7 separate regions of the Mus musculus genome follow, and all the other regions are linked to region 6. A link is a loop called in an ENCODE intact Hi-C map of the cell type or tissue named here. Cell type or tissue: left cerebral cortex. All regions are shown on one strand.

Region 1 (4,000 bases), 120 kb before region 6:
ACAGAGACAGAGACAGAGAGAGAGACTTGGTTCCTGGAGATTCTATAAGAGTGAGACTAGAAATAGCTAGGTGTATTTGCATACACCTTTGATCCCAGCCCTTGAGAGCCAGATGCAGGTGGATCTGTATGCATTCAAGGCCAGCTTGATCTACACAGTGAGATTCTTTCTCAAGCAAGCAAACAAACAAAAACAAAAACAAAACAACAACAAAAGAAGTGTCGGACAGCTGTGCCTGGTGGACACAATCAGACAGTGCCCAGGTAGCTAAGCTGTCTGCTACAGAGGAACCTGCTGAGCATCCTCCTGAGTACAAGGCTCCAGGAAAGCAAGAACTTTGAGGGCTAAGCTCCAGCTTCACAGAGCTGACTCCATCACGGTCCACCATGGTCCACCATAATAACACAGCTGACTGTCCTGGCTTCCTTCTTCTTACCTCCTCCTGGCTAGGCATGTTCCCTGTGCTCTTGACCGTGGCTATGACTCGTTCCTTCCGGTTCCTGCTGCCTTGACTCTCTTCAGTGACTGGCCTGTAACCTGAACATGCATACTAAAAATAAACCATCTCTCCCCCCAAGTTGCTTCTCCCTTGGTGTTTTAATCAGAGTAACAGAGACAAGGCTGTACTTCAGCCCCACCCTTCTCCCCTCAGAGATGCCTGAAAGCAGTGGGAGAACCCACCTCTCTCTGGGCTGCTTCTTCAAGTGCATACCTGCCCGAGATAAAGTGTAATTTGAAAATTAGGCACAGCGAGGGGATAACAATCAGATAAGATGGTTATAACAATACACTGCAATCAAAGTTACACGAGAGTGGCCTCTTTCTTCAAAGAACCGGGATGGGTACTAATATTTTCCATCTGTGGCTGACTGCTGGTAGCTGAATCCCCAGAACCCACGGGCGAGTCGGGGTTACTGTGCATTGTCGCTGCTCGGGCTGTGCTGTTGTTTGTTTGTTTTGTTTTTGTTCTTTCCGTTGTGAAACGCCACTCATTTCCCGCCTAGAAGACAGCAGAGTCCTTCAGCATGGCTAGCATGCTGCTTAATGATCATGTTTTTAGGCTGTGGGATTTTGAATGGCCCTCACAAATGTTTTCCTAGTTGTTGGCAAGTGGCAGCGCACAGATGCAGTTTGTGATGCAGTAAGTGAGAGTGGCTGAAGTGATCTCATTGTACGCAGGCATGGGATAGTAAACGCCTCCAAACTCTACACTGGGAAAATAAACAAAGAAGAGTCCGTGGCGCTTACACAGAGTCTGATTTTTAATGAACTGCAAGTGAAAAGCCTACCCGCTAAATTCCATAAAATTACTTCACTCAGACACAGAAGAGAGACCTATCCTTGGCTCAGAGATGAGACTGCCACCACACAGTTGCACGCTCCCACCCTTTCCTTTCAAAAGTGCCTCTGACTAACGACATGACATATGTGTGCAATCTAAATGTGTACTGACAGGTTTCGAAATGATCATCAAAGTCATTCCTGAAGATTTCCCACTGATGACCAGTAAGATTTCTAGTGTGTGACTTAAACTGAGAAGTGGCCATCACCTCTAAGGTCTTTTCTGCTTCTAAGTGTTGGTGGCTTTAGGACACAGTGACACAGGTAATTATCTGAGTAGGCTCTGGTCCAACAAACCTGAATCTCTGGAGGAGGGGAAAATGGGTCTAGGGATGTTGATGTTCTGCTCAGACGAAGCCCAGTGCCTATGCTAACTTACTGCACGCTGAGCTTTTCAGAACAGTGATGCTGTGTTTCAAAGATTACCCACTCTCAAAACAAACCGAATACCCCATCCAATGTACTAACATGCATTTAGTTTAATATTTCAATAAAATCTTCTTATGGAATCTATCGGTCTCTTTCTTTCTATCCCTCCTTCCCTCCCCTGTCTCTCCTTTTTAATTTGCTTAGCCACAGGTTACATTCTGTGCATTAGCCACGAGATGGCGCTCTCACATTTGAGGAATGAAAGTGGAAGTCTAAAGTTTGAACTCTGTAAAACTAAACATACATCTGATTCAGTGTTAATTTTTTGTCCAGACAAGAAGCCATTTATGTTACAAGAAAAGCACATGGCCTTTGGAAAGGAGAGGATTTTGGGAAGAGTAGTGACCACTGTCCGGGCTGGTTCTTCTCTGATTCCACTACCAAACATGAGGCAAGCATTACGTCCTTTTTTCTATCTGAGGAAACAGGCCCAGGAAGTTTATGTAAAAGGTAACGTACTCGGAATAGGGTAGACATTGTCAATGTGGAGGTGGCAGAGTGGAGGGTGGACTTCAAATCTAATCACCAAGTTCCAAAAAAATGGAGGCAGAACTTAAAATCCCAACGCATTGGGCTCTGGCTTCTAGTTGTGTGTAAGAGTGATGATGGGTCATTGTACTAATATGAATAAATGTGTAGAAAGTGAACACACACTTTACCACTCCTTCCCACATATGTAAGATATAAAATATGAACATTTAAAGAAAAAGAAAAGAAATGTAGGAGAACAAAGAGTCAAAGAGGCTTGAGAGAGTGGCTTTTATGAGAATGGTTTTTGTTTCATTTAAAGTGGAAGGTCCCCCACCCCCAGCCCTCCAGGGACTCAACATGGAAAGAGTACAGTGTTTATAGGGCCACACAGTCACTTCAGCCCCTCTTTGGTCAAGCGCCTCTCCCTCAGTGAGGTATGTTTTGATCATTTCTACCCATGGTTCACCAGGCAAGACTGTGCTGTGCAATCTAAAGTATGGATGTTAAGCCTCCATACACAAGGGTACAGTATCTCTGTTGATTAGTTTTCATTGGGCTAGAGAGGTGGCTTGGCAAGTAAGAGGACTGGCTGGCTGCTTTCCCAGAGCACACACATGGTGGCTCAGAACCCTCTGTAATCCCAGTTTCAAGAGGATTCAATGCTGTCTCCTGGCCTCCACAGACGATACATGCGCATGGTCCTTAAACACGTTTGCTGCCAAAACATATGTGTAAAACAAGTAGACACATTTTTGTCACATTTGTTATTTATTTATTTATTTATTTATTTATTTATGTATTTATGTATGTATGTGTGTGCATGTGCGGGGTGGCTTGACAAGGCACATATATGGAGCTAAGAGGATAAGTCCCTGTTCTCTTTGTTTTCTATCATACAGTTCCTGGGAATTGAACTCAGGTTTAGAGGCCAGCACCTTCACCTGCTGAGCTGTCTCACCGATTCTTAATTTTTATCTGTATGTAATCACGGTGGATATCTTTGAGTGGGGAGGGGTTTAAATGTAAAATAGTATTAAATTAATCACATCTCTTTTTTTAAAATGTGTCCTCTAGAAAGCATGTAAATGTCTTGTGTGCCTCATTGCCATTTTTCTATTGGCTGGGCAGAGTTGGGATAACGTACTGGTTCTCGATTGAACAAAACAATCAATGATAATCCTTTTACTGAATTGGGAAAGACAGGGCAAACGCACGTCTAAGGATGAAAATGATGGTTCTGGTCAGGATGGGCAATGCTGGAGATGCTTACAGGCTATCCAAGCAGAGACAGACCAAAGCAGGGCTGTGAGCTGGGATGGCATGCTCGGGTAGCATTACCATGCTGAGAATAGCAGTGCTAGAACACGAGAAGACTCTAGAAAGCCTGTATTTAGGGAGAGACTGAGGTTAAACCCTAAGGCCCTCATTCAGAAGTAAGGCAGAAAGCGTTTGCTTCAGATGTTTCAGAAACCACATGTTCAATTATTGATCTGGGGAAATATCCGTACGTTTATGTCAAAGTATTTCTTTATGAAATTCATGTCTTTTAGTTTTTCTTGTGTGCTAACCCCCTTTTATTTCAATCCTCTCTTAGGAACACTCACCCCTTCTATATAAACAGCACAGTTAAGCTGCAGAGAATCCCTAGAAAGCTTTCTTCATACAGAAAATGACAAAACTGAGTATGACGGGCAAGTACCACAGATAAATCTCAGCAAATCCCTTCACATCAGACATCAAGAGAAGATATAAACCTCTT
Region 2 (4,000 bases), 750 kb after region 6:
ATACCATGAAGTTTTTCACTTTAATGTTAGTATGTCCATTGATACTGGTCTTTTTTCCAATCTTTTTATGCAGCTATTTCTAGGTTGAAATGTTTCATAATGGACTTCTTGGTATTCTGGCTCTTACAATCTTTATGCTCTCTCTTCTTCAGTGTTCCCTGAGTCATAGAGGGAGCTTTTAGGTAAATTAATCTATTGGTGCTTAGTTCCTAGTGGTCCATTGATTTCTGTGTTACATCCAATTGTTTTCTATGATCGTTCCCACTTGCTGTACAGAAAAGCTTTTTGGATGAGGGGTGGTAGCTCCTCTTATCCATGAGTCTAATGATAAGATTTAGAATGTTAGGAATTCGGTCTAGCAAACTCACAGTACTAGATTTCTACTCTTGGCCCATGAACTCACTAGCTCTGGGAAGCTGACTAAGTTTCCAGTACAAGGTCTTATTTCCAGCCTGTTAATGGACCTGTTGAGATCAACCACGATGACCAAGGTGAGCATTAGGTTCCATGATGGCAGAATAAAGGCATGGCGAAAAAACAGAAAGCTGTTGCCCAAACATGTGTCTTGGTGGTGAGATGGCTGGTGTCTAACTGATGTTTTAGTTGTCATTTCCCGGAAGTTACATTTAGACTTAGGACATACAGCATCTTCTGACTGGGTAAAGGAGACAGTTCCTCTACTGAAATCTCCATGCTCCTACTTTCTTTCACTTCACCCACTGAAAAAAAAACAAAATAAAGGTAACAAGTCATGGCTGTTAGCATTGCCTTCTTTTAGAGTCAGCTCTGCCATATAGCATTAATGAAGCCCAGTATACTCTTAGAGTAGAAATTACATATCATTGATGACAAGAAATTGAGAAGTTCTGGACATAATTTTAGAAATCTGCCTACCACAGAATTTTATGGAATATAGAGAAAGCAAGCTTTGGAATTAAGGACAGAAGTTTAAAAATAGAATTTTGCAATTTGACTTAAAATATCAGTTTGATGAATATTTATTTATGTAACTATCAATGAGCTAGTAAATGGCTGAAGAGCAAGGGAACAAGCAAATGAAAAATAGCTGACCATTTGCAAACCTATTTTGTCATGGAGAAAGATAAATAATAACACCAAATTGAAAGCTATCTAAGAGAATGAAATAAGATTATATACTAAAAGCCTATGACATGTAACTGGCACTCAATTAATTGATACTTACTACTAATATTTTATAATAGAAATACATGGGCATAGAACCCCAGCTGCAAACTGTTTCTAGCCGTGAGAAAAATTTGACTCTGTGTATGTTCCATTTATCTGTCTTTCTTCTAAAGCCTATGTGCTTACTCCTCTTTTCAAAACTTCTCAAAAATCTCAAAGCCTTAGCAGCGAATGTACAGTTTTGTCCCTTGTGTTTCATACATGCATACAACTAATTCCATTTGGGTAATGACAGGCTAGTGTTTCTACAAAATTTCTTGCATATTTCTTATATATTTTACCTGTGTCATCCACCCTCCAACACAGAGGCCAGGGAAACATCTCTTACAGACATAATGTTGTTGTCAAATCAGGAAGAAAAGGAATTGGCAAGAACCATTCTCACTCAAATATGACCTTGTATGTTGTGGTGCACTTTGAAACCCTATTAAAGCAAGGCATCAATCGACAGGAATGTGTTACCATCCCACAGCAAGGAACAGCAAACACGCTGACACACACAGCATAGTCCAGCAGTCCTTAGCCATCTACTTGTACTTGTGCTATTCGGGTTTGCCTTCTTTACGGGTGCATCAGCCATCCTAATGTTGGTTTACAGTTGTGAGATGCACTGTGGAAAAAAAAAAAAACCTCTAGTACTCAGCTCTGGGTAGAATTTATCTCAGGAAATATGAACTCACAACTGAAAACAATATGCTAAAAAAAATCACACAATCAATTAAAAATAACTGTACACTCTGAAATACATTTTAATGCATAGATGTTAGGCAGTTTTACTTGTTGCCAAACCATAATAACAGAATATGGTTCAAAATATTTCAAAATTAGAAATTAATTCCTGACTCCTAAGAGTCAAATCGGTTAGTAAACAATTACTGGAAACAGATTGGAATTCAGAGTATACCATGAATTTTGCTTATATTTACTCTTCTTTGAAAATTTGAAAAAGCTACATATTGCTCCAATAATGAATACTACATTACATTTTCATTTAAATCACTTTGCTTAAAGAAACACTGGATTTATTATAACCTTAAAGCCCGGTACAGCAATTTTGGCATGTTTTGTTTTGTAATTTCACAATGAGTGTTAGAGTTTTGAGACTATTATTAGATGTGAATTTAGCTAGCAATAATTACACTCACATGCTTTGACTATATGTCACATTCCTTCCTATATTCTAATATGTTATTGTTTAAAGTAAAATGTGTTTCAGTGTGTAAAGGGATATTTTTGTAGTCTTGAGTTTATCCTTGTGTGGGACATGGGTTCCCCCTTGTGGTTATATGGACTCACTTGCATTCACTGCTTATAAAGGAAAGCATCTGGCTGTGGTAGCAACAGTGAAGCAAGGCCTGTTCATGGTGGTCCGCAGGATCTGTACAAATGACCCCAAATGAATCGAAGCATCCGTGTAAAATTAATGTGTTGTATTTTAAATCTTTTAGTGTGCACAAAAACATTGGAGCACACTTTTATTGAATGTATAGTTGAAAATGAAAATATAGAAATGTCAGTCCCCGTTAGCTATTCAATAAGCATTTCCTGAGAAGGCAGAGGGTGAAGAGTTCTTCTTCAGCTTCACTCCCTTATCTCAGCCCTGGGCTCCACAGTGCTCCGCCTTGGGAACAGATATATCTTCTCAAATGACCTCTCTAAAGGAAAAAGCCTTTGTCGTCAGCACACACAGAGCTTTCTCTGTTTAGTTTCTTCCCTCCTATTCCTCTTGGCCCAGCGCTAAGCACAAATATCAAAAATTGAAAGAGTGTTCTGGGCACGAAATAGAATACAGTGGACAATGCCCTTCAACTTGTATGGGCATAAACATGACCTGAGGAACTTGACAATTATACATAGTCCAAAAGTGGTTTAGAGAAGCAAAGTTTAATTTGTGTAACTGAAATACACCCACTCTACATTCCTCTGAATCTATTTGATCAGAAAAGAAATCTATGAACTCTATGACTGTGCTTCCGAGGGCCCACTCCAAGCCAAATCAAGCAAGATTTACCAGAATCTGCCCCCAGATAACTGCTGTTTTAATACACAGCTAGTCTGAAAACTACTGTATTGAATACAGGGGCATCATAAAGGTAGAACAAATGGGGAAGGACCACAGGAGCACACGTGGAATACAACAAAATCAGGTTTACTGATTCATTTGAATTAAGGAGGATATATCTAAGAGATGGTCTGTGTCTTGTTATACAAAATAAAGGAGTTATTTTAGCACACAGGAGAAGGTTTATTATTTCAATAAACACAAAACAGAGCCACATGTGCAGAGGTCAGCATCAGGTCTGCCTTGCAAAGTGCATCCTTAAATGTAAGGTGGGTGTACATCCCTATATCTAGAGATCTTTTATCTGGACAAAGACAGACACCTCAGCTGTAAATAGAGAATGCTTTTTTGTGTGAAAATTGTTTCAACCTTCCAGGCAAGAAAGAGATTTCTTTCTGACTGATTTCAAGTGGCAAAGTTTTCTTTTATTGGATGATTTGGAGAACAAAGTTTCTCAGTGTGTAAGGAAGCAGCAGTCACCTGCCCTGCAGGAGACACTTTACAGCTGTGATGTGTGGGGCTGGGTTGATTCCTGTGAAATTTGTGGCCAGCTTTGCCTGTGCCTTGCTTAATGGTGGAGCCAACTTTAGAATCTGAGCTCTTTTTTTTTCTCTTTGCATACAGGACATTTGCCTCACAAGGTTGTCTTGAGGAGAGAGAGAGGACAAATGAGTCCAGATGGCCTGACAGTATGTTCGCGTTATTTTTTCATTCATTAATTTGATAAAGAAG
Region 3 (4,000 bases), 320 kb after region 6:
AAAAGGGAATAGAAGCTATTATTCAACTTTTCGTTTATTTTTTTCATAAATACACTGTATGTGTTAAGTTCAAGGAGTGAAAGACTTTGATAGCATGTATGTGTATAGCCATTTCTTTGTATATGTCTTTATGAAAATCTGTATCTGCTTTTGTGCTGAGAAGGATTGAATGTTGGATGCCTAAATGTCATTTTTATCGTGTATCTTCATAAATGAGAATAAAAGCACACAAGTTAAAAAAACAAACAAACAGTGAAGTAAAAAGCTATGGGCCTAGAAATAGCAAGATTCACTTGTGTGTAGCTGATGCGAGGCAGGCAGCTTGTGCTTTCTGTTAAGAATATGTATCAGAAAAGGGAAACTAGGGCTGGTCATAAGGGTCAGTGGGTACAGGGGCTTGGAGTGCAAACTTGATTTGTGGAACCTAAATACAAGTAGGAGAGAGTCATCTCCAAAAAGTTGCCTTCTGACTTTGAAACGTGTACCATGTTACATTGGTCCACATGCATACTACATGGGCACATACACATGCTAATGTTTTAAATTTCACAACAACCAAAATCAAGTTAAAATAAATCAAGTAACACATATGCAGTAATACCTAAGGGCAAATTTTAGAAAAATTATAGACACACATGTCTGAAACTTTTTCTTTTCTTTTTTGATATTATAATATTACTATAATATAATTTCCATTTCTATTTCCTCTCTCTAAATCCTGCCATATACTCGTCCTTGCTGTCTTTCAAATTCATGCCCTGCTTTTTTTTTCTTGCAGTCTGCTCAGTCTGTGTAATGTTACTTGTATGTATTTTTTTTTCAAGCAGACCAATTGGAATTGGATAACCAGTTGATGTTTCATGGGAAAGACTCTTTTACCTCCTCTAAACATTTCTTAGTCACCTCTAATTTTTGTGTCTCTCTCTCTCCCTCTCTCTCTCTCTCTCTCTCTCTCTCTCCCTCTCTCTCTCTCCCTCTCTCTTTCTCCCTCCTTCTCTCTCTTGATGAGGATTTAGGAGTACCCTGATTTATGGGGAAAGGAAAAATATTTAGAATTGAATTAGGGAATATTCTGGTTTCGTGAAGGTTGATTATAAGTTCTCTTCCAAGACTCACATAGTAACTAGATCTGGATAGTTGGCTAGGTTTTCAGCAAAAGGCATGGTTTCCTTCTTGTTCAGTGGGTCTTAAATCCAGTTTGAGAGCTGTTGGTTACTTTCAAGGTATTTGTGTACTAAAATTTTAGGATTATCATGACAAGCTGGTCATTATTGCAGTTCACAGACATAGTTTGTCAGGACTTTGCTTTCCCCCTTTAGAAGCTTGCATTCAAAATGGGAGTCTTTCAAATCAGTTACAGCTCAGAGGCCTCTGAGACCTCTTTATGAAGTGCAAGACATCTTTAACAACAGGGACTACTTTATACCTCTGCTGTCTATTTTCTGTTGGGGTATCCAAGGGCAATGGCAAGAGCAATAGCCACTAATGAAGAGTTGTGATCAACAGTTCAAATAAGAGCATCTCCTACCTAGTGTTTAGGAATTTTGTTAGATGGTTTAGGGGTCTTGAGTAGACAATGATCATGCCAGATGGAAATTTTTCATATATTCTTATTTTATGTTTATGAGTGTTTACCTACATATATGTGCATGCCCAATGATCAGAGAGGCCAGGAGAAGGAGTTGAATCTCAGGAAACTAGAGTTATCCACAGATGTGTAATGCCATATGGGTTCAGAGAATTAAATCCTCCTTTACAAGGTCAGCAAGTGCTCCTAACTGCTAAGCCATCTCTCCAGCTCTGCTGAAATAATTTAAAATTGGTCTCATCTTTGGAAGAGAAGAAGAATGTGGATGCAGTTTGCTCTGATTTTTGTTGTTAATGTTGTTAGTGCACTTCCTGAACAAAGAAAAAATATAGCTCTTCTTGTCATGTTGACAGCTTTGGCTATATAAATAGATAGTTATGTAGGCAGATACCAAGGTGTGAACTTCCCCCATGAATTTTAATTGGATACTTGGCTAGGCAGAGTGGGATTTAGCATGTAAATGGTAAGGATGCCCATCAAATAAAGTCCAAATATGTACTTTAATTTAGTGAAATGAGCAGTGCACAGTTAAAAGTGGGACCATAAAGTTTTGTTGTCTAATGCAAACCAGTTCATGGGCCTCAGGAGTACTCCTTCAGGGAATAGTTTGCCGTGTACAGACAAACAGCATCTCTTCACAGTTCTTCTTCTCCAACTATCCCTGAAGAGGGCTGCTTTGGAAGGAAAACAAACTTTCAGCATCCAGGTTTCTGTATTATCAGATCACATTCTCTTATTTGTCTTTCTCTAGAAGCCTTCTGTTTTCTTTCTTTGCACTTGCAAATTATTAATTGCTTCACAGTTATATCCATTTATCATTGACAACATATTAATTCAGTATCTACAATGCTACAGGCTTTGAGGTCACAAGATTAAAAAGTACCTAGACAGTCACTGCTGACCTGAAGTTTATATAGGAGTAGGCAGTAAATTATTGCAATGGGAATTCATGAAAAGTTTATTAATTGTAACATATTATAGAAATAAAACGATGATAAGAGGCCCATACAGTCCACTTTGAAAATTGTAAAAGTGCCAAACAAGTAAGAGAAAAGAGATATTCAGTGCAACTGGGAAGCAGATTATTTCAACAGACAAACACACACAAAACAGCTAGGAAAGTCATGGTCTCTCTAAGGGAGAGCAAAGAGGATGAGCATTAAGACCAAAGAAAAAAACTGTGTAATGAGATATGTTCAGAGTAATAGGTAAGGCTTAAATCAAATGAAATCTCAAGGAGAACAGAAAGAGAAATCTCAAACCGATGTATTGAGTTTTGGTGTAGTGCTATGTATTGTCAGGCTCAGTTCTGTATCAGAAGGTCTAGGCCTGGGAGTGAGTTCTCCCTTTTATAAGATTTTGTTGTGCATACCTTGTTCTTTAATTTCGAACTATTGTTTAAATAAAATTGGCTACAGCCAATTATGGGAGGTCTTGAGCTACCTAGTTGGGGTTGAAGAAGTGAGAGGAAGAGAACAAGGAGGAGAGAGAGGAAAAGGCACCATCAGAGGAGATGGACCATGACTATATGGCCAGAAAAAAACAAAACAAAACAGAAAGTATTTGGGGTACACTGCTGTGGAGGCAACCAGACAAGCAGTTACAAACACAGATTAGGGATTACTGCCTACTCCTCCCCCAAGTAATTGTCAAAGCCAAATAATCAAACCATAGTCGGAATCTCATTTATTTTGAAACTAGTCTGAGATAAGCTTAAATTAGTTCTACTACAAGTTGTCATTTTTTAAGTGTTTGGATAATGAAATGGTTGGTCATTTAAGATACCTATGTCCAGTCTCTGAAGAGGAAATTAAAGTTCCAATAACAGAAGCATATAGATCACTTAGAAAGCTTCTGGAATTTTCTAGACAATCATAGTGGTGAGCAGATTAAGTATAGTAGATATTAGGTTATTTTTGAATATAGATGTTATTGGAGATACTTACAGATTTATTTATCAAAGACAAGAGAGAAAAGAGGAAATATGAAGGATGCTTCATGAGTTTGGTTGAAAAAATTAATGAAATAGCAATGAAGCTGAGATCAACAGCTTTGCTGTCAGCATTCAAATATTAAATATTGGTGCATGCTTATTGGGCATTGTAAGGGGAAGACCAAGATGGAGATTTGAATAAAGTGGATGTTAGTATACATGTATATTTGATGTTATAAGCTTTTTGTAGTAGTCAATTGAGTGCCATCATCAAATCCCAAGGAACCATACATTAGTTATTTAGATAGAGGGTTGGAGAGATGGATTGTGGGTATGATGGTTTGAAGAAGAATTGTCCCCATAGGACTATATATTTTAATATTTAGTCATCAGCTAGTGGAAGTGTTTGGATGCATTTGGAGGTGTGTTGTGGGAGTATGTCCTTGTTGAAGGTGATGTGTCACTGGAAGTGGGCTCTG
Region 4 (4,000 bases), 710 kb after region 6:
TAAAGACTTTAGATTAAAACTTAAAGCTACTTTTTTGTATGACTTGACATAGATCATGGTACAAGAAATAATAGAGAATGATACACTAAAAATGTCCTGGGACTACCAAACAATGGCATAAAGAATGACATGGAGCAACATGTATTTTATTCTGAAACAATATGATAACTTTCAAAACTTAAATTCATTTTGATGTATCATCTCTGTTAAGAAACCCAAAGGAACTTTCTCCATATCTGAGTAAAGTTCAAGTGTGCCAAGCATGGTTTCGGTGATGTTATTACTGTTTAGAATAGAGAAAAGACTGACAGAAAAGGCAAATAAATTTTGAGTAACCACAAGTGGGGCTCAGTGATGGAGTGCACACGTTGATCATACAGAAGACCCAAGTTCAGATCTCAGCCCTCATATCAGGCAGCTCAGAACCATGTGTGACTCTAAATTGTGGAAGATCTTGCACCTTTATCTGGCCTCCACAGGTACGGCACACATGTGATACAAATAGGCTTGCACACATATACATAACTAAAAATAAATGTTTATAATTAAAAAGAAAAGGTCAGCTGCCTTGGGGCTAGAGAGATGACACAATGGTTAAGAATGCTTACTGCTCTTCCAGAGGACCCAGGTCAGCTTTCAGATCCTGTGTCAGACAGTTCACAACCACCAGTCAGTACAGTTGCCTGTAGAAGGTAGAAAAGTGTTGAATCCTCTATGGCAGTAGTAACTTTCCATACAGTCTCACAGAGTGCATGGGCATGCACGCACATACACAAACACACACACACACACACACACACACACACACACACACACACACAGAGAGAGAGAGACGGAGGGAGAGAGAGAGAAAATGACAAAACTAAATCTTTTTTAAGAAGATTATCTACAAAGCAGAACAAATTGTTCAGTGGTACTAATTATATAGCAATTATCCATTAAAAATATTTCATAACACTGATATTTTCCAATTAAAGATAAAATAAGACAGTCAGGTGTCTTTCAGAACTAGTACAATGATGAATTTTTTTTAACCAGGAAGACACATGATAATTTGTTCCAAATAATAGCAAAATTTGTGCATAAACATATCTAATAAAAGCAACTATATGGTGGCACATTTCTTTTTATAGAAACAGGTCACAATTTTGTTAGCCTAAAAATATGTACCTTTTATACTTAGCCCAGGTCAGTGTTTTAGAATGTTATATGTTTGTCACAAAAGCACTCAAATTTCACAATTGTCATCCAAACTTTCTACTGAGATAAACCATGCAGATTATCAGGAAATACAAGTTTTTATGTTATCATAAACCTGTAAGCTGCCGTTCTAAGTTCTCTGAGTAATCAAAGAACAAATGCATAAAGGAAGTCAAATGTCTTCCTTATATACTACTTCTGGAGCGAAAGAAGAAAGACAAGGGTGAAATGCCATGTTTTCAAACGATAACACTTCTTCAAATTTGAGAAGTGCTAATTTGTCTTTCATACAAAGAACACGTTAAAACAACCACCACGACAGACAGATATCACACACTTTCTGTTCCAACGCAACAATAAAACTTGGTCAAGTGCAGAAATTCTATTTCTGAGTTCTAGAGTGCCCCCATGTGGAAGTAAGCAAGTATCACTCTCTTACAGTATGAGTCGTCTATTTGCTTGGTCTCACACCTGCTACATAGAGGGTGCTAAAGATTTCTTAGTTTTGTTTTATTTTATTTTATTTTATTTTATTTTATTTTATTTTTTATTTTATTCATTCTTCTCCCATATACTACATCCTGACCACAGCTTTCCTCTAACCACATTTCTCAGTCCCTCTGCTCCACCTGCCCTCTCACCTAGGTCCACTCCTCCTCCTTTCCCATTCAGAAAAGAACAGGCATTCAAAGGATATCAACCAAACACAACATATCAAGTTAAATAAGACTAAGAACATATCTGCATTTCAAAGCTGGAGAGGGCAACCCAGAAGGAAAATAGGGGTCCCAAGAGCAGGCATAAGAGTCAGAGATACTTATACTGTCAGGAATGGCACAAAAACACCAAGCTACACACCATGATGTACACAATGCCAACCTAGCTCAGCCCCTACAGGTTCTTGTGACTTCAGTCTATGTGAGCCTCTGTGAGCCCTGCTAAGGGTTCTGTAGGCCATGCTCTTGTGGTCTCCTCAAGCCCTCTGGGTCCTTCAATCCTTCCTTGCCCTCTTATCCTAGTTCTGCCTAATGTTTAGTCTCTAATGTGGGTCTCTGAGATTTGCTTCCATCATTTGCTGGATGAAGCCTTTCTGATGAAGATTGGGCCAGGCACTAATGTATGAGTATAGCAAAATTAATATGAGAAATCATTTCAGTGATTTTTTTTGTGACAGTCATGTTTGGTTTTATCCTGGATCTCTGGGCTCTCCAGCCTCTGTTTTCTTGCTCTCTAGGTACCACCAGGTGTAAGCTCCTAGTGACGGCATGGGCCTCAAGTTGGAACAATCAATGGTTGGCTATTCCTACAAGTTCTGTGCCACCATAACATTACTCTAGCACATTTGGCAGGCAGAGCTGATTGTAGGTCGGAGGTTTTGTGACTGGGCTGGTGTCCCAATCCAACCACTGGAATCCTTGCCAGGATACAGGAGATGGGAGGTTCAGGCTCTGTATCCCCCATTCCAGGAAGTTTCTACAGCACAAGGTTTCCACATCATCCCCCAAAATGCCCAGTTCCAGTTGTCTCTCCCAGTCCTCTCCCTCCACACCTTATCCCTCCTGTTCAGATTCCTGCTAGTCCCCAGTTCACTTGTGAAATCTATTCTATTTCCCCTTCCCAGGGAGATCCATGCACTTCCACCTTGAGTGCTTCTTGTTACTTAGCCTCTCTGAGTCTGTGGATTGTAGCTTGACTATCTTTCACTTAACTGCTGGTATCCCCTAAAGTCCCTGAAATGACCCTAGCAGGGACAACTGGTAATGGAGGATACAGAGCCTCTGTAAGCTGGCAAGGCTTCTGGTGGTGGGACTGGGACACCAAGCTAGTCACAAAGTCTCTGACCTTCAATTGGCCCTGTCTGTCAACTGTGCTATGGTAATGGTGGCACGGAACATGTGGGAGTAACCAAGAAATGTCTGGTCCAATTTGAGTGGGTACATGCCAGGTTTGTTTTCCTGGGTCTGGGATATCTCACTCAGGATGATTTTTGTGCATAGATTCTGTTGGGTTTGTTCACTGACAACTTCATACACATATACAGTTCTTTCTTTTTTATTTATTCGCACCTCCCTCTCTGATTTGTGTTACACATTCAATAAACTCTCATTAAACTCCTCCTACAGGTTACTGTCCCACCTTCAGGCCTCTTTCTTTTGTGACCCACAACTACTAACCAGAGTCATCTATGTAATCATGAATTAACTATTAATGAAACAGTCCATTATTTTCATTATAATAAAATATTATCAGTTTGTCATGCTTTCTGTTTCATTTGATTAAATTATTAATTGACAGGTACTGACAATAGGAATAAAATGAGCACTGTATCCTAATCTTTGCCATCATTTCTGTTACAAAGCAGATACTTTAGTTTCTCATTAGTTGCTGTGGTAAAATAACCAGACAAAGTCAACCTAAAAGACAGAGGGATTTTGTAAACTCAGCATTCTAGGTTACAGTCCATGATTGTGGGGGAAGTCACAGCATCAGGAGCCAGTTATGTTTCTCCCAGAGTGAAGAAGCAAAGAGCAAAGGATAAATGGATGTTTGCTACTCAGCTCCTCTTCTTCACTGACACAGTCCAGAATCCAAACAGGGAAATGCTATCACCAATAGTGATTGCTCATGCTGATCAGGCATTCAATATTAGCAGAGGTTGTCTAAGACAGAAAGTCTACTAAGATTTCTCTTCAAGACAAAGAGAGAGGGGGGCTGAGAGAAAAGAAGAGAGAGGACGTATTATGAAGAAACAGAATTTCTAATTTGGCGGAATAGGATGTTTGGTAAATTATCTTCCCCA
Region 5 (4,000 bases), 150 kb after region 6:
CTTTTCTGCTTGGAATCAACCCATTTTTTCTACTGTATAAAATCCTGGGAGTAGATATTCTAGATGAGAGGGTATAGACATTTTTAAGAGTCTTGAAACATATTAATAGTATTGATTTTGAGAGAGGTCAAACTCAATACACTTGGCTGCATTCAATGTAGATCTTTAAAAAGTGCTCATTAGCTAAAGAATACAATCTCATCATCTTATTTTTTTGTTTCTTCAGTACTTTCAGTGAGGATATTTATTGGGAAATTATGCATAAGGTACTATCTTGGCACTATCTTGACTTTAGTGTCAATATGACTCTTTGGCATTAAGGACCTCAAAATAGAGGCCACATTCCCATAGGAGGAAGCTGGAAGGGAAGCATTATGATAATGGCCAGTGACGTACTTACATGACAGAAGAAAAAGGGATGGAATAACAGTAAATAGAAAGTTGTAAACATTCTTAAATTTGAATACTATTAAGTGGTTATTTGAGTGAGAATGGCCCCATAGATATAAATGTTTGATGACATGATCCTCAGTTGGTAGAATTTTTTTTTTGAGAAGAATTAGTATGTGTGGCCTTGTTGGAGGTATGTCTCTGGTGGGTTCAAAAGCCTCTTTAAAATAATTTTGTGGTTTAAAGACATTCAAAGCAAGTTCAGGCTCTCGCCCTTCTGCCTCCTGCTTGTGAGACGTGAGCTCTCAGCTGTTCTGTTGCCAACACTGTTGCTCTGCCATCCTTGATTCTAATCCTCCAAACTGTAAGCCCAATTATGGATTTTCTTTTATAAATTTCCTCAGTTATAGTGTTTTATGACAGTGATAGAAAGAAAGCTAATACAAACTCGATGGGAAAAAGTTATTTTCATTTTATTGATCAGGGAACATTTTAAGGAGACCATGGTGTCCTGTGTGAACGACACATTGAATAAGCAGTAAAGAGTACATTAGAATGCCTGGCTGCCCCACTTAAGAGCTCTTGCCCTGGCCACCATCGAACAGAACTTTGCTCAGAAAAAAACATTTATTTCATCCCTTCGTTGGCTTCACTGAGAATCTTGGATCTATTCTTAGTTTGTAGATCAATTTGACTGTCTAGTCCTATTTCTGCTCAGATAGAACAAGGTACCATGAGAATTCAAAATTCCATGTGGATGGGACAAAGCTACCATCAGATTCAACCTGCCCCTTTTCAGATGGAATGCTGCAGGTCAGAGAGAAAAGCATCACAGTCATTTGTGGTGGACTCTGCATTAGAACTCCTGTTCCCCGATTCTTGAAGCCTACTCTAGTGTGCTTCCTCCATATACTACTTTCTTTGCTGTTTTAACCTTTGCTTTTAGCAACGTTAGAGGTTTATGTTTCATTTTCCTAAAAAAAAAAAAAAATAGGAGTCTGTGTGTGCTTTTGTTCAGGTTTCTGTTCTCTGTTGAAGGAACCATGCAGGGATATTTAGATAGTCTGCTCTTCTCTTTCCAACAAGGGAGGCAAATGGAAATACTGAACATTTGAGTGCCTACTCACTATCTTCCAGACACTTGGATACTTTACACCCTGCAATTCTCATAACAGCTCGTTGATGTAGCTATTATAATCTCCAAGGCACAGATGGGAACATGGGGAGAGATGCACAGGGAATTTAAAGAACTTGCTTAAGTTAAATTGCCCAGATTCTAAATGGAAGTAGGAAGACTGAAACCCAAGTATGTCTGACACCAAGGCCCATGCCCTGCCCACTGCACCTCACAGATTACAATTCCCCATGGAGGGGTGATGTGACTACCATCTGGTTAGGAATACTTCTGCTTCATTTCTTGTTATGGTAGGACTCAAGTGTTTGCCTTCACTATCTTCAGCTCCTAAGATAGGGAACTGACTTAGTTGTTGGAATGAATCTTGGAATTTCTTGCCTGCAGCTCAGGAAGAAACAGAACAGAGTTGTGTTTAAGGATGGATTTAACCCAATTCAAACAACTTTTTAAATACTTAGGAGGTATGTCACCTCGAGAGATATCTTTAAATTCATCATTCTTCAGTTTTTTTCATCTGGAAAAGGGACTTAATAACAGTGTATTCCCAATGGAAATGTTATGAACAAAATGAAATTATATGTGTAAGTCACTCAGCACAATACCTAAAATAATTTTATTTACTTCACAGCATAGAATAGCTTGTTCTGTTCCTCTATGGATAATAAAATGGTAACTGGCATTTGTTACAGGGAGGACCAACAGCATGAAAAACTATGAAGAGGGCTTTGGTCTCTCTTGATACATTAGTCAGATGTTTCTATCGCTGTGGACAAAACCCCAAGAGAGACAACCTAAGGAGTAGGGGCTTTGTTTAACTCAGAGGGGCAGAAATTCAAGTCCATAGTTCCCAGGTTTTGGAGTCTGGGCTTTAGGCATGTAGAAAAGACAACATGGTCACGAGAACATGTGACAGTCAGTGGCCAGCCTGGGCTGACTAGTAAATTCCAGATCAATTTGGGCTCCAGACTGAGACTGTTTCTCAATACAATCACATATACAATCTAACATATAAATAAATGACAAAGAATGAGACAGAAGCAACTCAGCTTTGGTGGACAGGAAGCAGATAGACAAGCGGAGAGAAGACACGCAAGATATAGTATTAACACATGCCTACTTATATATTTCATACAGCCTTTCCTCCTAAAGTTTCCAGAATCTCCTAAAATAACACCATCAGCTGGGGACCAGGTCTTAAAACTCAAGTCTTGGATAAAGAGTTCCCACCCAAGCCATCACAGGTGTCTTCCTAAACACACAGCTGTTTGGATGGTTCAGGCTTCCCAATTGTGACTCACAAATGTTTGCTGTAGTGGAATTCATTGATGATAATGTGCCAATGCAAGAGTTAATGTGCCATAAGCCATTTAGAAAGTGTAAAAAGATGGAAACTAATGCCTATGAGGGCATATACTGGGATGCAGCCATGGAGAAAGAAAGAAAAAAATAGGAAGCAGGGATTAAGCAGGAGAGTGAGAGACCATGCAAGCTCACCAGGAAGAAGACCAAAAGCTGCTAGGCTGATTTAAATGTGGTACATCTATAATTTCTACTTTAACAATGAAAAGTTGTGAGGTCTTTGAGAGGTATTTGGGGCCATGGGGGCTCTGACCTAGTGAAAGATTAATGCAGATACTGAAAGAATATGTTAGTTTTCCAGAGAACCAGGTGGGCCTGCAACTAACCTCTTCTGATCTGAACCACTTGTGGTTGAATTTTTATTGACTTACTTTATAACCCAAATGGGATCAATTTTCAGATTACAGATTTCAAGAGCAATCTATAATCTACAGCATGGCAGAATTCTTTGTGTTTCCTTAAACATTTTCTCTAAATTATCTGTGTCAGAATAATCCAACAAAATATCATCCATGTAATGATAAATAATAGATTGAGGAAATTGTCTACAAATTATTTCTAGTGGTTGTTGCACAAAATATTAACATAAAGTTGGAGTATTTAGCATCCCTTGTGGGAGAACATTTTTATGGGAAAGCAAACCTTTCCCTATCCTGCTCATACAAGGGTATACTAAAAAGGAAATCTTTTAAATCAGTTATTATCAAAGGCTATGCCTTAGGTAGTAAAGAAGGTAAAGGAATTCTAGGCTGCAATGAATCCATTGGTTGAATTATATTCACCACTCTTACATCTGTTAGCATTCCCCATTTTCTTGATTCTTTCTTTCTTGATTTCTTTGTTTCTTGATTTATTTTTTTCTTGATTTCTTCCATTCTTTTTTTAAATTTTTTATTAGATATTTTCTTTATATACATTTCAAATTTCAAATGCTATCCCAAAAGTTCCCCATAACCCCACCCAATCCCCTACCCACCCACTCCCACTTCTTGGCTCTGGAGTTCCCCTGTACTGGGGCATATAAAGTTTGCAAGACCACGGGGCCTCTCTTTCCACTCATGGCCAACTAGACCATATTCTGATACATATGCAGCTAGAGACACAAGCTCCGGGGTT
Region 6 (4,000 bases):
CGCCCGAGGCTCGGCGCCGCAGCGCAGGAGGTCAGCGTGGAGGATGCTACGCGGGCGGTGCCAGGTTGCACCGAGAAGAGCCCGCTCCTCTCCTGGAGCCCGTAGCCATGTCCCTACTGGTGTCCACCGCGGGAGGAGGGGGCAGCCGGGCGTCGGGGACCTGGCGGAGGACCAGAGCAGGTCAAAGTTTAGGAGACGGTGGCAGGAGTCGGTCAGGACTCTCAGAAACAACGCGGCTCACGGGGCGGCTGCGGTGTAGATGCGCGGGCTGGGGGCAGCCCGGGGACCTCTTGGTTTCCTAGGAGGACTCGCACCAGAACCCCAGGCGGCTCCCTCAGTGAAGGACAGGAGATCGATCTGCCCGAGATTCCTGCTATCCTCCCTCGAACTCCCCTAAAGGTCAAACCAGCTCTGTGCATTTGCGGGAATCCAGTCGCGCGGGCGTCTGCAAGCCTTTGCCAAGTCCCCCAAAGTTCAATGCTCCTCCACACCACACGCCAAGGGGCTGGAGCATTAAAGCTCCAGGCATTGAGAAAGGTTCTCCCTGCCTCTCGTGGCGTGGGAGGACACGTCTCGCCTCGGCGCTCTCTCCCCACGCTCGTGCAATCGGGGGATTTTTATAGCTAAGCCACGATGCTCACGTGGCCCTCCCCGCGTGGTCGCGGACCCTTTTGGGGAGCGAGTCTCTGCGGGCAGTTCTCCTAGACCTTTAAAGGACCAGGGAGCCTCCCTGCTCCCGCTGAGAAGCCTTTCCTGGCTGTTCGCCCTCCTGTGGGCGCGCAGGAACCAGGCGGCTTCCAGGGCATTGGGAGCCCCACGCAGTAGTGGGTGTGAGCTCTGGCTCAAGGGAAGGATGCAACTACAGAGAAAGACTCTCTGCCACGCCCCACTTCTGGCAAAGTGCAAGGGGCCTTTGTTTGGGGGCCTAGGTGGCAAAGTTGGCTCAAGGTTGTTGGTAATCTGCACTCACTGAAGGGGCCTGAATCACTTTCTTTGAGGGGGATCAGACTGTGCATCCTGGGGCCAGGGTCTGAACATCTGCAGGATCCCAAGTGGCATGAGATGCAGAGAAGTCCAAATGTGTAATTGCCGTCACCCTCTGAAACCCTACAAACTCCAGGAGAGGAGATAAGAGTGATTTTATTGAATGGGGAAGTAGGAAGAAGGGAGTATTTGGAGCCTGCCTTGAAGCTGGACCTTCAGATTTCTCATTCTGAGGTTGGGTCAGGATCATATTTTAGAGAGCAAACACAGCCCATCCCACCCCACCCTCGAGACTGGGGAGAGGATGGGTGGGTACAAAGCTTAGTTGGTTGCTCGTATTTCTAATTACCAGTTCTTAGAAACTGAGGTAGTAGGATTTTTGCTAGTGCCAGGACAGGCCAGCCTGGACTATATACAGTGTGAGACCCTGTCTCAAACAAAATGATAGCTAGTCGCTTCATGGCATGTTTATCTTCTCACCTGAAGACTCCTATCCTGGGCATCTTCTGGCATCCCCATCGTCTGCACTTCCTCTGGGTCCTGAGGGTGGCAGTGAAGTCCTACATAGTGCTGTTTACAGTCTTAGAGCACCCCACACCCAACACTCATTCTGGGCTAACCTCTTTGGAAGAACTGGGTCTCTAGGTTTTTAAGGCTCCAACTACTCCTGAGAGTCTGAAGCAGACAGCACTTGTTACTGTGTGATGATTTCACAGAACCCATGAAGAATTCCTGTGGATAACCTAGCCAGCTAGTCAATTAATTCATTCTAGCGAATCAGCTTTTCAAAATCACTATTTCCAAGTAGGAAGGCAATCGGGAGCAGAATCCAGAGACTCTCGCCCTCCATGGCCCCTGGTTATGTACTGAAAATTCTGTAACAGGTAATGAATGCAGAGTGCTGGCCACTGCTCCAGCCTTTACGAAGATATAGTATCCATCCCAGGGAAAGGGTCAGGACTACATTATGCCTCACCTCCCAGCAGTTAAAACAATATGGATAAAATGTTTACAGAGTGTCACCTGCCTGAATCCTCCTCCCCTCTCTTATTTATATTTCTGTTTTTAGACTCAAGATTAGTGTTTGTTTCCTTCAGATCTTGCTCCAGTGTTGAATTTTCTTTGAATGACTTTGGGGTTTTTGGCAGCCTTTGTAACCTAATTAACTTCTAGACAGGCTGAAGTTTAGCATCTGCCTGTGTCACTGCCGACCAAGCCTGCAGAAGAGAGATTTGTCACTGTTCATAGCATAGTCACTGCACCACCACCTTTGCTGGAGGTAAAGCTAAGCATCTTTTGAGTAGTGGGGAGGCATCTGCTTAAAGATACAGAATTGCCTACATCACTCCCACCCAGCCTCCTCCCTTACACTCTCCTAATCTATCTCTTTTTAACAGTCTGAAAACAAAGATTGATTTCTCAGCATGCAGATAGCACAAAGGAGAGGCCACCCATAATGGTAAGATTTAAGTGTCAATTCCTATGGTTTTTCAGCTTGATGAATTAGATTATTGGTTGCTCATTAGATAGATAGAAAGTCCAGATTTTGGAGGCTACTTAATTTTTATCTTTGTTTCAAAATTTTCAGTATTTACTGAAGTTTTATTTACTAATTAATATGGGGTCCTTTGGGAGAACGACTAGAGCTTTTCATTGCCAAGCCACTTCTCCAGCCCTATTTGTTGTCCTTTCAGAAATACTGATAAAAAGAATTTTATTTTAAATGTTGTAAATACTTGCTTAGGTTGTAAATAGGTTGGAAATTAAAAGTGTACCATCTTCTTTGTCTATTATAAACAATGACAACAAAAAAGAAGTTTTATTGCATTTTTGCATATAGGAGAGCAAGGTTAGAAAAATTCCACCAGAAATTACTAATACAAGGTCATAAAGCTAATCTACAGTAGAGCCACGATCCAGGTATTAATGCTCCTGTCAAAGATTTTTTGCAACATAATAAATCCATGTCTGGTCTTGGTTGAGATTTTTTTTTTAACAACCAAGATTATGGCTGCTTCCAAGAAAGAGCACATAGGTCTATACTCCTTCCTCTGTTTTTTATGTTTCTATTTTTTTCATTACAATCCCATAGGGAAATCAATACCATTCCAGAAACAGGCAGGAGATTTTAAAGCACCTAGAAATGAGAAGAGAAAGGAGTCCTGGAACATGGGTCCAAGACCATGCTGCTAAAAACCATTCCCTTCTCTTGTCTCACCCACCCTAGCTAGCAGGCTAGAAGTCCTTATAAAATAGTGGTGCCAGCTCTTTCTAATACTGACCTGTGGGAAGGTGAAATCACTGATAGGCTCCTTCTATTCACTGGGCTGGAAAGAGTCATTTGCTTATAGATTCTATCCTTCTTGATAGAGAAGTTAATGACCTTGAAATAAATCGTAATTCCATTAAACCATTATCTTGTGATATTGCTATACTGAGCACTCCCTGTATGATACACACTGTTTTAAGCTTTAATTAGTATTTTACTTAATTATATTGCATTAAGGGTCTTGGTCTAGCAAGTCCTATCTCCAGTTTAGCATCCTGTCTTAGACACTATAGTCCCTGTATACCCTTTTAAAAATCATTACTTTTTATTTTAATACATTTAAAATTAAAATAGAATTACATTGCTTTCCTTCTCCCTGTCTTCCCTTCAGCTTCTTTCAAGTGCCCTGTCAACTTCTTCCATGCCCTCCCTCTCAAACTGATAGCCTCTTTCTCACTCTTGTTACATATAAATGTATGTTTAATTATACATAAATATTTAAATACATCGCACTAAGTTCATTTTTCTTTTTTTTAAAATTATTTATTTATTATTATATCTAAGTACACTGTAGCTGTCTTCAAACACACCAGAAGAGGGTGTCTGTCAGATCTCATTATGGATGGTTGTGAGTCATCATGTGGTTGCTGGGATTTGAACTCAGGACCTTCAGAAGAGCAGTCAGTGCTCTTAACCGCTGAGCCATCTCTCCAGCCCCCAAGTTCATTTTTCTTATCTTTGTGTATG
Region 7 (4,000 bases), 740 kb after region 6:
GATGGGAGAACTGAAAAGGCAACTAGGAATAAATTAAATAAACCATATGGGTGGGTCTCTCATGCAAGATGACTGATAGGTAGCAGAGCAACAGCTCTGAAGTAGCAATGGTAAGACGATGGCTATTGCAAGCTGCCACAGAGATGGTCCTTCAAATATTCCTTGGTTTTGAGCTTCTAGCTTCCACAATTATTGCAAGTCACCTAACCTGTTGTGTTCTATTAGGTCATCCAGAGCTATTTAGTAATTTCCCTACCCATCAGTACCCTGAGAAATCAAGTGAGGAGTTTGTAGGCATAAAATTCAGAGGGGGAACACCATTAAATCAGAACTACTAACAAAAGCTGAAAGCTAACATCATGTCTTCCAGAGTGAAAGGATCATCTATGAAGTGATGCCAACAGAAAGGAAAAGTAGAATGGGGAAGGGCCTTTTTTACTCCATCTATTTTCTGTCTCCATCTGGTGCGTTCTCCTCAAAGCAATTCAACAAAGCAAGAGGACAACAAAAAAACATAAATACGAAAATCTCAGTAATTAATAGGCAAAATACTGCATTAGAATCTCTTGATTCATGGGCTCCTTGAGAAAAATGACTCTAAAAGTCTTAGGGGAGTACCATGCATAGGTGTTTTTAGGATCTTCTGTTGATTCTAGAGATTATCTGGTAGAAAATCTCCGACCTAAAATAAGCCCTCACTTTGTAATGCAGTAAAGTGACTGAAGGTCTCTAATTATAAAGTTCTCAATAAATGTCAGAAAGCAGTAAATCTTAATATCCTAAATATTTGACATCACAACCTCTGTCTGCTTAGCAAGGCTCGTTTGTACTTCCATAATTCTTTACTCAACAACTGTATGGTTCAAACCACATATAAACTACATGTTTTTCAATAGATTTATTAAAAAGCCACTGACAAGTATTAGATGAAAATGATGCACTGTGCTCTGTGCAGACACTCAGTGGCTATAGGTGAGCATCACGAAATCCCAGTGTTGAGTCTGGTGATGTCTAGTAAAATGTTTGAGACCTCCAAAAGACATGTGACAGCACTGATATAATATATGGATGACATAAAAATTGAGTGGGATGGAGTTGGCATCAAAGGGCAAGATGTGTATTACTTATATAGAGTGAACAAACTGTGTTAAATGCAGAAAATACTTATCTTAATATAGCATAATGAACATTATCCAGTAAAGTAGATGTGAACAGCAACAGACCAGGTTGAGATTGTGGTTTCCTGTGCAATTGAAGAAGCAATTCATTAACAAGCATTTTTAGTGGTGAATAATAAAGATTTTTTCACTGTGAACTAACGTGTGTCAGCACTCCTGGGGGAAAAGCTATCTCTGAGCAGGATTGGGGTGCCAAAAACTCTGGCACAGCGTCAGCTCCTGGGAGCAGATGGAAAACAGAAGGTTCATGTCCCCTGATGTGCCGTGGTTCCTGGGTCCCTGGGCCCCAGGTGGGTCCCACTTGGGCCAGTTATGGCAGCAGTAGTGGTGGTCTCACCTGCAAGCATAGGTGTGTCAGCACTCCTGGCAGACGAGCTTTGTCTGGTGAGATTGGGGTGTGGAGAGCTCTGTCTAAGGCATTGAGTGATGAATCTTTACAAATTAATTTAATAAATGCTCTAAATATTTATCAAATGACCAAACTAGTGTCAATAAAAGAGGCTCTAAATGTACCCTGCCCTGTGCAATTGGAAACAGCATGAATACTAAACAATGAGTTGCTACACTGGGGAAAAATCAGAGATTATTAAATTTAAGAATAAGATACAAACTTGGCCATGTCTACTTAGTTGTCCCTTATAATAAATTATAAACTAACTTTTGTTAGGCTTGTGATTTATCTCCAATGATAAAGCTAGTTTTTTGATGTAAAGATCCTGTGAGAATTTCCCCCTGCATTTCATCCACGGCTCTACCAAGAACAATATGCAGAGAAAGAATCCATGAATTGGACTTCACATGACATCTGGTGGTTAAGCATGTGCATGGTACAAAGGCTCATTTTTCTTTTCTTCAAATATATAAAAATAGCTTCGCCAAGTTCACCTGTGTGAGGGCAATTCCTCCAAACCCTACCTTTACTCAAAGAGTCCCACAGATCCCATTCTTTCAACAAGATTTCATTTTGCATAAGTAAGCACTAACAAATTTTAGAAGCGATGATAGTCCACTTGAGACATTTGAACCTTCTTCTGTCCGGTATCTAATTAGCCTTGAAGCTCTGAAGTATACCTCCAAACCTAGGTACAGCATGCAATGGGAAAGGCTGGAAAGTTTTTGATTGACTAAAAGCAGAAGTAAATTTTAATAACATGGAAGGTCAGTGCTAGGGTTAGCAGTTTGTAAAAGTCTTTAGTCAACTTAAAACTTCATCAGCCAAAAATATATCCTAATATTTCCTTAAAATTCAAATTATAAGATTATGTCTTAATTTAGACAGCTCCCTTTATTTACATTAAATATTGAAATATTGAAGAATATCTATTGGGAACATTATTTGAGTATGTTTCATGTTGAAAACTCCTGTATGTCTCCTATCTAGAGTTGTCCTCTGCTTTCCTCTGACTCCAAAGTTAACCTGGGTAACCCAGGTTCTCTCATAGACTGCTTTCAAGTTGGATTGCCAAGTAGGAAGCACTGTAGGAATCAGGTGGCTGGAAGATTGAGATACTGTGTTGGTCCTGTTCATGTCTATCCTGCTCAATGCTGTGCCTCTCAAAAGAGCCAAGTGTTCTTCATGGCTAAAATTCCTATCAAAATTCTAGGCCTAACACTTCCTTCTGCTCTAGAACTTCCTCTGTCTAGGTCTAGAACTTCCTCTCTCTAGAACTAGAATTTCCTTCTCTGTAGAGAAATTCTTTGCTATTTTCTAAGTACAACAGCAGTCCTTTTTCGGTGGTAAAGTTTTTCTATGACTCTGAAAAATGACTTCTAAAACAAATCTTCATTTAGACCTGTTTACTTGACAAGACTTTCTAGACATGAGACTGTTTACATACAGGGAAAAACATGAAAGGAGTGGCATGAAAAGGATGAGCAGTAAAGGGCTAGAAAGCTACCAGGCTGAATGACATGTGTGTCAGGTAAACAAGGACTTCCTCACAGAGACACACTTAGATGCAGGAAACCTTCAAAATTATAGTATTTGTCTTGGTAAGGGAGGTTGGACGTTGTTTTGTTTTGTTTTGTTTTATTAAATTTTGCTTTCTAGAAGGATAATTGCTTTGTTTTATAATTACTATTTGCCTGTTTAGTCCATCAGTATTCAAATAGCTAGAACTTAGAGTGCAATCATTACTTAATAACTGTGTTTGCAAATTGAAAATGTGTCTGAATTTTTATTTGAAGTTAACAGCTTAACAAGTAATTAGGCCAATAGTTTAATTGATTTATGGATTGATAAATAGATAAATAGATAGTCACTAGGTATTCTATTTAAATCAACTTCATATCACTTAATCTTACTTTGATTATTTTTCAGAAATATTGTGTTATATACTAAAATAATCTCAGAATAGATTAAGGGAAGAGATATGCTGTACTTCAGAAGGTGAGCATCAAATATGTTGCAAAAAAATTGTCCAGTTTGGATTTCTATTTCTGGGGTGTACATGATGACCAAAGTGACTCTGAGAGGAAAGGGCTTATCTAACTTACATCTTGTGATTGTTCATTAAGGGAAGTCAGGGCAAGAATCCTGGAGGGAGAAACCAAGAAATAGAGAAAAGCTGTTTACTGGCTTCCTTGGTGGCTTGTTTTCAATTACCTGTATTATATCTCCCAAGGCCAACTGCACAAGAGTGGCAACACCCATGCTCTGTGCTCTTGGTTTTATCACTAATCTAGAAAGCACGCTACAGGCTTGCCCTCAGGTCTACTGGATGGAAGCATTTTCTCCATTGAAATTTCCTCTTCCCCAGAGTCTCTAGCTATGTTAAGCTGACTAAATAAATAAATGATAAAAATAACAGAATAAAGAAATA

The links. Peaks named below come from ENCODE experiments on the same cell type or tissue, not always from the same donor. Only the 100,000 strongest peaks of a DNase experiment are listed, where the experiment ranks them.
Region 1: a loop joins it to region 6, with 3.0 times the contacts of the local background. A loop is called at or near these places in 5 of 42 quality-filtered maps.
Region 2: a loop joins it to region 6, with 5 times the contacts of the local background. A loop is called at or near these places in 6 of 42 quality-filtered maps.
Region 3: a loop joins it to region 6, with 3 times the contacts of the local background. A loop is called at or near these places in 2 of 42 quality-filtered maps.
Region 4: it touches region 6 in a loop (6-fold over the local background); 6 of 42 quality-filtered maps call a loop at or near these places.
Region 5: a loop joins it to region 6, with 15 times the contacts of the local background. A loop is called at or near these places in 5 of 42 quality-filtered maps.
Region 7: it touches region 6 in a loop (6-fold over the local background); 6 of 42 quality-filtered maps call a loop at or near these places.

The regions. Positions count from the first base shown.
Region 1 is chr5:63,764,898-63,768,897 of GRCm38, reverse strand. All of the region lies in intron 3 of Nwd2 (NACHT and WD repeat domain containing 2), which reads right to left. Among named protein-coding and RNA genes, the nearest start is that of 0610040J01Rik, 46 kb to the left of the region's middle. In left cerebral cortex, a CTCF peak has its summit at 1,944 (motif pointing right); DNase peaks (open chromatin) are centred at 1,313, 1,647, 1,943, 2,855 and 1 more place; H3K4me3 peaks cover 604 bases.
Region 2 is chr5:62,894,024-62,898,023 of GRCm38, reverse strand. No RefSeq gene overlaps it. Among named protein-coding and RNA genes, the nearest start is that of Dthd1, 84 kb to the right of the region's middle. In left cerebral cortex, a CTCF peak has its summit at 2,484 (motif pointing left); a DNase peak (open chromatin) is centred at 2,489.
Region 3 is chr5:63,329,384-63,333,383 of GRCm38, reverse strand. No RefSeq gene overlaps it. Among named protein-coding and RNA genes, the nearest start is that of Gm30837, 290 kb to the left of the region's middle. In left cerebral cortex, no CTCF peak of the experiment used is centred here; a DNase peak (open chromatin) is centred at 1,986; H3K27ac peaks cover 635 bases.
Region 4 is chr5:62,936,845-62,940,844 of GRCm38, reverse strand. No RefSeq gene overlaps it. Among named protein-coding and RNA genes, the nearest start is that of Dthd1, 130 kb to the right of the region's middle. In left cerebral cortex, a CTCF peak has its summit at 1,624 (motif pointing left); a DNase peak (open chromatin) is centred at 1,583.
Region 5 is chr5:63,496,820-63,500,819 of GRCm38, reverse strand. No RefSeq gene overlaps it. Among named protein-coding and RNA genes, the nearest start is that of Gm30837, 130 kb to the left of the region's middle. In left cerebral cortex, no CTCF peak of the experiment used is centred here; a DNase peak (open chromatin) is centred at 1,645; H3K27ac peaks cover 2,148 bases.
Region 6 is chr5:63,645,934-63,649,933 of GRCm38, reverse strand. Nwd2 (NACHT and WD repeat domain containing 2) reads right to left here and starts at 831. Exons shown (of 7, transcript NM_177006.3): 1 at 1-831. In left cerebral cortex, CTCF peaks have their summits at 766 and 1,524; DNase peaks (open chromatin) are centred at 114, 615, 756 and 1,550; H3K4me3 peaks cover 1,719 bases; H3K27ac peaks cover 1,960 bases.
Region 7 is chr5:62,905,129-62,909,128 of GRCm38, reverse strand. No RefSeq gene overlaps it. Among named protein-coding and RNA genes, the nearest start is that of Dthd1, 95 kb to the right of the region's middle. In left cerebral cortex, a CTCF peak has its summit at 1,983; a DNase peak (open chromatin) is centred at 1,971.